2 separate regions of the Homo sapiens genome follow, and region 2 is linked to region 1. A link is an interaction called in ENCODE POLR2A ChIA-PET data of the cell type or tissue named here. Cell type or tissue: A673. All regions are shown on one strand.

Region 1 (4,000 bases):
TTTATTGGCTATCTTTCCAGAGCATCTCCAATGCCTTCTGAATTACATCCTGCTGCTTTCGCTCAGCAATGCATCATTGATATCCTTCCAAGGCCAGTAATTAGGGTGTGGACATTCGTCACTCCCATTTTAAAGATGAGGAAACAGAGGCTCAGAGAAGTTTCTTGGCTGTCCCGGGCTGCACAGCCAGGCCTCGTGCTCATCCTACCACAGCTTTCAGCCTCTTCCCTGGGGGCAGGAGGATGTGAGGAGCAGAGGGCTAGAAAAGCCCTGGGGGGGTGGTGGGTTGGGATGGGGGAGAGGGGCCGAAGAATAAGAAGGAAGCAGCAGCAGGCGAGGGAGGGTGTGAGGTCTCCTTGGAATGCGGCGGCGGTGCCCCTCCTCCCTGAAGGATCCAGGTTTTCCTCAGGCAGCGGAGCCTGGGGCCCTGGAGGCCTAGGCTGGGCAGAGCTGAGCAGCTGGCAGTGGAGGGGTTTTCAAGGCAAACCTGGCAAGAAGGCAAGACGGATTGCATTTCAGCCTGAACGTGCCTGGGATATGCACATGTCTCCCCAGGCCTTAGGGGCATTTCTTGCCTAACACCACCAGTGGGAGCTGGCTCTGCCCCTGCCTACTGAGGCTGACAGCTGGGCCTGTGTGCTCCCTCCACGGCTGCTGCCGTCTCTAGCGCCCTGGCCTCCAGCACATCCAGCAGTGGAGGGGATGCCCCTTATTCCAGCCATAGCCTAGAGCAGCCAAGAGCCAGCTCTTACTCACAGAGAGCCTGGGGCACTCCCTCAGGGAAGAGCCTGAGGGGACAAGCAGGTGGGAGGCCGATGTGGCCTGGGCCTCGGCCTGAAGAGTAAACAAGGAAGGCTCTGGAAAGCTCGTGACCCACAGGCCTTCACGCCAGACACACAGCCTTCCTCCTTCCTGCCTAGGACCTCCGAGAGGGACCCCGGGAAGCCAAGAGGACACGGAGGATGCGTGGGGAAGAAAATAGCCAGTGTCCCTCCTGGGCGGACGTAAGCACACATCCCCAGGTGCATGCATGCGCACACATGCTCATGCACACAGGCACGAATGCAGGGGGGAGAACTCAGAAGTGTGGAACAGCTGCCCAGCAGAGAGGGCTGGAGGGATGCTCTTGGGAGAGGCAGGGCCAGGGACCTAGTGGTCTTTGGAGAGCTCTTCACTCCTGAGATTGTAAAAAAATGCTCCCACAGGTACCACCCAGACCTTGGAGGGGGTCACAGAGATTCTCCCACAAGGCACTTAGGCCAATCAGGGAAGAGGACATCCATCCATTCCGTTTGCCAATATCCTTAGTAAACTTACTCTGTGCCAGGCTCCATGCTGGGAGTACAGAGGCCACCCGCAAGGCTTGACTAGCGCCAAGCACCAGTGGGAATGTGGGAAAGAAGGTCCCTACTGGAAAAGCTCATCCTCCACATGGAGCTGGCTGGGCAGTTGCGGAGGGACTGCAGAGCAGGCTTTGGCCAAGCTTAGTCCTGGATGAAGACCCTGCACCCCCACCCCAGCTAGTGGCCAGCTTAAAAGGAGCCTGGAAAGGCTGATGTCTGCTCTCTGCCCACAGCCCACCCCCATCCCCACAGTCCTGGCCCTGGCTGGGGCCCCAGGAAGGAAATCACTAAGGAGGATTGAGTGTCAATTCACAACCTAATCCCATCAGCGCACACAGCTACAGCACGGGCCGCCCCCTCCCCTACTCTGCAGACCCTGGCGGCTGCCGGCTGTCAGGCCCGGCCCCTGCCTGGCTGCGAGGCCAATTACTGCGGCCTTAATCACCACGGTGGCGGCGGCGGCGCGGCGTTAACAACTGTCTGCTCATCAGTCTCCTTCCTGGGGCGTCGTGGAGGGGATGACCCCATGCGGCTCTCCTCGAAGGAGCTTGAAACTGGATCCCAACAACAGCCCGATGGCCGCCGTCCAGGGAAACGCCTGGCTCCCTCCTGCTGCCTGCTGGTCTCCTGTGTGTTTGCCCAGCTCCTCCTGTCCTGGGGCTGAGAGCCCATGAGGACATGCCCGGGGACCCCGCATCCGCTGAGCGAGCACTAAAGCCATGGTTCCCTCTGGTTAGCACTGCCAACAACTGAGCCCGGGAAGACCGACGCTCCCTGCCAGCCAGAGCAAATTGGGTGCCCGGATGTTGAGGTCTGGTTGGCATTTCCTGTGTTGGCTTTGGCTGGTGAGGCCAGGCCAGTGGGCTGCCCTCTTGACCTGAGCGGAGTCAGGCAGGCACGTCCCAGACTCTTGAGCCCACTGAGTTCTTTCCTGCGCCCCACAGGGAGTCTTGTTCTGGAAAAAAGATCTCCCTCCCCGCCTGGGTTCATGCTGAGCAGCCTTCCCTGCCTTGTAGGGTGCTCTGACAGCCTGAGGCCTGGCCGGCCCCCAACCTGGCTGCCTCTGCGCCTGCTCCTTGGGCTCAGGCGGATCTTGGTGCTTCCTGGATGTGGTGAGGCCCCTCTGCACGTGGCCCTCCAGGCTGTGGTCCGGGAGAGGACTCTGAGCTCCTCTGATCTGCTCCCATCTGTATGTGGAATAATTTCTCCGGCCCAAAGCCTGGACCCCTAGGAGCCGTCAGCACCGGGTTCCAGCTTGGGAGCCTGCGGGAGCTCCCATTCCCCACCCTTGAAGGGCCAGCTTCACCTGAAGGCTTCAACGGTGCTGGCTCCAGTTCCTCAGCCCTTTTTTTTTTTTTTTTTTTTGGCATTGGGTCTCTGGGACATCAGATTGTCCAAAACAAGACGACTTCATGATACTTGTTTTTCCAAAGAACACAGTCTGTACACAATCAGGCTTTCTGTGTGCAGCGTGGATCCCGCTGCCCCTGCCCTAGTCGCCCCATTCCTGCCCTAGCCAGATCCCTCTGGGACATGGAGTGTTCCTCATTCCCTGTGGCCAGAGGTCTCTGGCCTAGGGCTGAGCAAGGCTGGGCAGAGAGGGCAGAGCTGATCCCACCCCACAGACCATCACTGGCCCACAGTGCTTCCTTTTCTTCTCCCAGACTTGGGATGCCAGGAGAGCCCCTGGGAGAAGCAGCAGGACGTGGGAACCATCTAGAGCACAAGCTCTGGAGTTAGACCTGATTATGAATCCCAGCTCTACTGCACACCAGCTGTGTGCCTTAAACACAGTACCAAATGGAACCCGGTCCCTTGGTCAGCAAAACGGAGATAATAAAGGTACTTGTAGCACAGGGTTTGTGTGAGGGGTCAGTGGGCCCGGCCCATAGTAAACCCTCAACAGCTGTCATTTACATAGCTACTCCTCTGCATGGGGCTGGCTGGGCAGCCACTAAGGGGTCTGCAGAGTGGACCTAGGCCAGCCTTAAGCCACACCTGGGATAGAGATGCTGTACCCCCACCCCACTAGTTGCTTCCTTGCCCAGGCTGGCTCTCTCCCGAGCCACTCGGCTCCATGGCCATCAAGGATTTAAGACAGGGAGCTGCAGGAGTCCCTGAACCCTTGTTTGTAGAGCTCTCCACCTTTCTCCAGGGAGAGATGAGGCACAGCCCAGCACCCCAGGTCCTCAGGGCCAGGCCCATGGATGCTCAGAAATTTGCTGAATGTGTGGTGAGCAAAGGAAAAGCCTCTGGATTTCCTACCCTGCTCATGGAGGAGCAGTGGGCATGATTTTTCTGGAAAGTTTGGGGGGATATTTATCAAGAGACTGGGGAGTGTTTATCACTTTGAAGAGCAATTCTACTCCTGGGGTTCTCCCTTGGGAAATCACCTGAGACGTCAGAAGTCAGGCAGGGCCACAGGAGGGCCCTCCAAAAAATTTCTACCAAGATGTTTTTCTCGGGGCCATTTATAATAGTGAACAAACAAACCAAGCAGACAAAGAAAGTATCTCAGTATTTAAGAGTAGGATACTGGTGAAATACGTGCCATTCCATCTACGAGGAATGAAAAGGCAGCCCTAAAAATCATGTTTAGGGCCAGGCATGGTGGCTCACACCTGTAGTCACAGAACTTTGGGAGGCTAAAGAGGGTA
Region 2 (4,000 bases), 89 kb before region 1:
AGTAGCGATGACTTGTTATCACCCTTGCTCTGAAATTATGGCCTTAGATGTTTGTGTGCAAGGCCTTATATATTGTGTTGCAACTCTTGTTACTCACTGGAGATACGCTGTTGTTGTTGTTGTTTTGAGACGTTTCGCTCTATCACCCAGGCTGGAGTGCAGTGGCACGATATCGGCTCCACCTGCCAGGTTCAAGCGATTCTCGTGCCTCAGCCTCCCAAGTAGCTGGGATTACATTTTTGTAGTTTTTAGTAGAGATGGGGTTTCACCATGTTGGCCAGGCTGGTCTTGAACTCCTGACCTCAAGTGATCCGCCTGCCTTGGCATCCCAATATGCTGGGACTACAGGCATGAGCCACTGTGCCTGGCTTCATTGGAGATTCTATACAGCTAATTTTCTAATGCTGGATAAACATTTGGACTTCCTCCATCTGTCTTCCTCTTCCAGACATCTGTGCAGGTTCCATCACCAGCAAATGGCGTGATTGAAGCTCTTTTGGTACCTGATGGGGGAAAAGTCGAAGGAGGCACTCCACTTTTCACACTCAGGAAAACTGGTGGTAAAGAAGTTCTCCTGGTGGTCAAGGTCTCCAGTGTTCCCTCTTGGGATTGGGACTGAGCATAATGTGCTAATTCCCCGATATGTCAAAGACTCTTGTCATTCCAGCTGCCCTTAGTTGAGGGAATAAGGGGTAAATTTATATATAGTGTGAACTTCAAATGTCAAATTCTAAAAGAAAAGTGTATTTTTTAAAAAATAAACCTTATACTCTGTTCTTTCCATGGGTGTTTCTTAGCAGGAGCTGAGAAACTGGACCTTTTCTTATAGATATACAGATTGAGCATACCTAATCTGAAAATTCAAAATCTGAAATGCTCCAAAACTGAAAATCCAAAATCTGAAATGCTTCAAAACTTTTTGAGCACTGACAGAATGCTCAAAGGAAATGCTCATTGTCTTTTATGGGGAATTCAGTGTTGTTTCTTTTCACATCTGTTCTCTCATATCTCTAGGAAGGGTTGGTATTTCTTTTGGGAAGAAATGAGAAACGAATTTGTACTGGACCTGATAGGATTAGAGATTAATAACTTTATCTGACTCTTAGTTAAATTTTATAACCACTAAAAAGTCTATTTCTTTTTCCTAAGCGAGAATCGTACCCGTAGACCAACGAGTCACAGAAGTCTATTTCTTTTTCACTGTTACACTAATAAGGCAGATAGACCGCATGATTGAGGTTAGTCAGGCAAGACCAGAAGCTCAGAGTAGAAAACATGTATGGTAGAAGGCTGGGAAATAAGGTAGTCCTCCTGTTGCAGAAGTTTGTCTTAGCACTAACCCTGGATATAATGTCCAGATGGGTGAAAAACAGAAACAAACATTTCATTTAAAGTTGTGAGATTATTACTTGGCCACTTCAGTGATTTATGAGTCATCCTGGATGAAGTGCTTTCTTAAGCCTAAGTCAACCCTCGATGACTATTTTATTTTTTGAGATGGAGTTTCACTCTGTCGCCAGGCTGGAGTGCAGTGGCCTGATCTTGATTCACTACAACCTCCGCCTCCGGAGTTCAAGTGATTCTCCTGCCTCAGCCTGCCGAGTAGCTGGGACTATGGGCACATGCCACCACGCCCAGCTAATTTTTGTATTTTTGGTAGGGACGGGCTTTCACCATGTTGGCCAGGATGGTTTTGATCTGTTGACCTTGTGATCCGCCTGCCTTGGCCTCCCAAGGGGAGTAATCCCTTGGCCTGTAATCCTGGGATTACAGGCGTGAGCAACTGCACCCAGCCTATTTTTTAATAGTATTCTTGCATATATAATGTTAAAATAGAGGATGAAGAGTATCAGTAATTAGAAATATGTTTATGTATGCATTTCAATATTTTAAATTGCCTAGGTGTTTTTTTTTTTCCTTGGAAGTTTACATTTTCTTGGGCTTGATAGGTGCTTTGAAAGTACTTGCTGAATTTATTCAGTGGAAACCTGTGAAATTGGGAAGGGAGCTAAGTTGAGCCAGTTATCTGATGGACATTTAGGGACCCTGAGGACTAGAGAATAGTGCCTTATGTCATTGTGTGTGTGTCTCATAGTGCTTTGCATATTGCTGATACCCAGTAGACATTCGTTACTTGATTGGAGCTAGAGTTTTTGCCACTAAATTTTGCTTGGTTGCTTCTCATTTCAGACAGTGCCAGTGGCATATACTTTTCTTGTTTTTCAGCTGCTCCTGCTAAGGCCAAGCCGGCTGAAGCTCCTGCTGCTGCAGCCCCAAAAGCAGAACCTACAGCAGCGGCAGTTCCTCCCCCTGCAGCACCCATACCCACTCAGATGCCACCGGTGCCCTCGCCCTCACAGCCTCCTTCTGGCAAACCTGGTAGGCTTCCAACTCCCACATGTCATGTGGGAGAACATCTCGTCTAATATGTTCCTTCAAAGGGTAAACTCTAGACTGATGATGGTTCTGAACAGGCCAGGTTGGCTGCTTTGTAGAAAGAATTCTAGACTTTGTATCCAAAGGCCTGCTTTGCATCTCAGCTTTCTGTTACTAGCTGTGTGTCTTTAGGCTAGTCACTTAATTTATCTGAACAGATTGTTCATCTGTGAAGTTGGAGTGATACTAATATACCTCAGAATATCTTGAAGATTAAGTAACAGTACATATGAAAGCACTGGCACAAACTCAGCAGATGTTTCTTTCCTTGTCTGATGCAGCTTTATCCTCTTTTCATTTTCAGTGTCTGCAGTAAAACCCACTGTTGCCCCACCACTAGCTGAGCCAGGAGCTGGCAAAGGTCTGCGTTCAGAACATCGGGTAAGCCTCTGAGGACCACTTTCAGGAAAGAGGCAGGGGGCAGTGTTGAGATTAGTGGAGTATGGGTGTGGTGATGCCTACCTTTGAATGCCTGGCAGCTCATTCCCTCAACCTTGATAAAGGGAGTTTAGGATATAACTTCTTCATAGTCACATAACCATCAAATGATAGGACTAGAACCTGAGGTCTTCTGAACACTTGTTCAGTGGTTTTCCTACTATATTATGCTACCAGTGAAAGCCTTGGGTAAGTTAAATATTTGTAGGGGTGGTAGCTTAGTAACTCACCCCCGTCCTCCCACGATGTCACACGCTTCAGAGAGGTGGTTTAGTGAGCTCTATTCCTATACTTCTGGGATACTTAGCTGTAGCTAAGGGATAATACTCAGTAGCAATAGCTGTCAGGTGCAGACATAAAGCCTCAAGGAAGTATGGTCAGGATTGTGGTTCCTCTGCCTGAGAATACTTCCTAAAAATATGATAGCCTCGAAAGTTTGTTGCTCATGAGGTTCTGTTCCACAAATAGCTATTCTTATGCAAATCTTTATCAACAGAAAGTGCCCTTTTTCTTATGATTCTTATGTTGGCTAGACTACACTACACTACATTCTTTTATAAATGGGTTTTGGTTTTTAAATCACTGTTTCTGAGCCTTCATTCTTGGTCAAGCTTTAGGCACATCTGAGTGAGTAGTTTTGGCCTGTGTTTGCATGTTTTTGCTTGGAGGAGAAAGGGCCACCACAGGAAAGGGAAGCCTGGAGCTCGTGTACTTAGATACTGTAGTCCTTGGCCATCTACTCGTGGCAAGCCGTGTTCTTTCTGACTACACGGGGAATGCTTGACCCAGAGAGATCAGATTGTCAATGCTTGTTCCACTCTTACTTTCAGGAGAAAATGAACAGGATGCGGCAGCGCATTGCTCAGCGTCTGAAGGAGGCCCAGAATACATGTGCAATGCTGACAACTTTTAATGAGATTGACATGAGGTAGTGTCTCTAGTCCCTCTTATCCCCTAGGCCCCTTTTTCTTAGAGAACACGAACTTGCCCCACTCCTTATCTAGTGCTGATTCTAAAACTAACTTGTCAGGGAAGAGGTATTTGTTTATTGTTTTTTGTTTGTTTGTTTTTGTTTTTGTTTTTTGAGATGGAGTCTCGCTGTCTCCCAGGCTGGAGTGCAGTGGCA

The links. ChIA-PET counts read pairs that join two places held together with the same protein. Peaks named below come from ENCODE experiments on the same cell type or tissue, not always from the same donor. Only the 100,000 strongest peaks of a DNase experiment are listed, where the experiment ranks them.
Region 2: POLR2A ChIA-PET joins it to region 1 with 9 read pairs; 3 of 35 experiments call an interaction of 5 or more read pairs at or near these places.

What each region holds. Positions count from the first base shown.
Region 1 is chr14:74,979,137-74,983,136 of GRCh38, forward strand. No RefSeq gene overlaps it. Among named protein-coding and RNA genes, the nearest start is that of EIF2B2, 22 kb to the right of the region's middle. RefSeq lists enhancers at 786-1,411, 1,412-2,037, 2,038-2,661. In A673, a CTCF peak has its summit at 590; DNase peaks (open chromatin) are centred at 545, 1,355 and 1,915; H3K27ac peaks cover 3,424 bases.
Region 2 is chr14:74,890,608-74,894,607 of GRCh38, forward strand. DLST (dihydrolipoamide S-succinyltransferase) reads left to right here. Exons shown (of 15, transcript NM_001933.5): 7 at 449-560; 8 at 2,227-2,379; 9 at 2,741-2,817; 10 at 3,705-3,802. Among named protein-coding and RNA genes, the nearest start is that of DLST, 11 kb to the left of the region's middle. RefSeq lists an enhancer at 2,375-2,524. In A673, no CTCF peak of the experiment used is centred here; no DNase peak of the experiment used is centred here.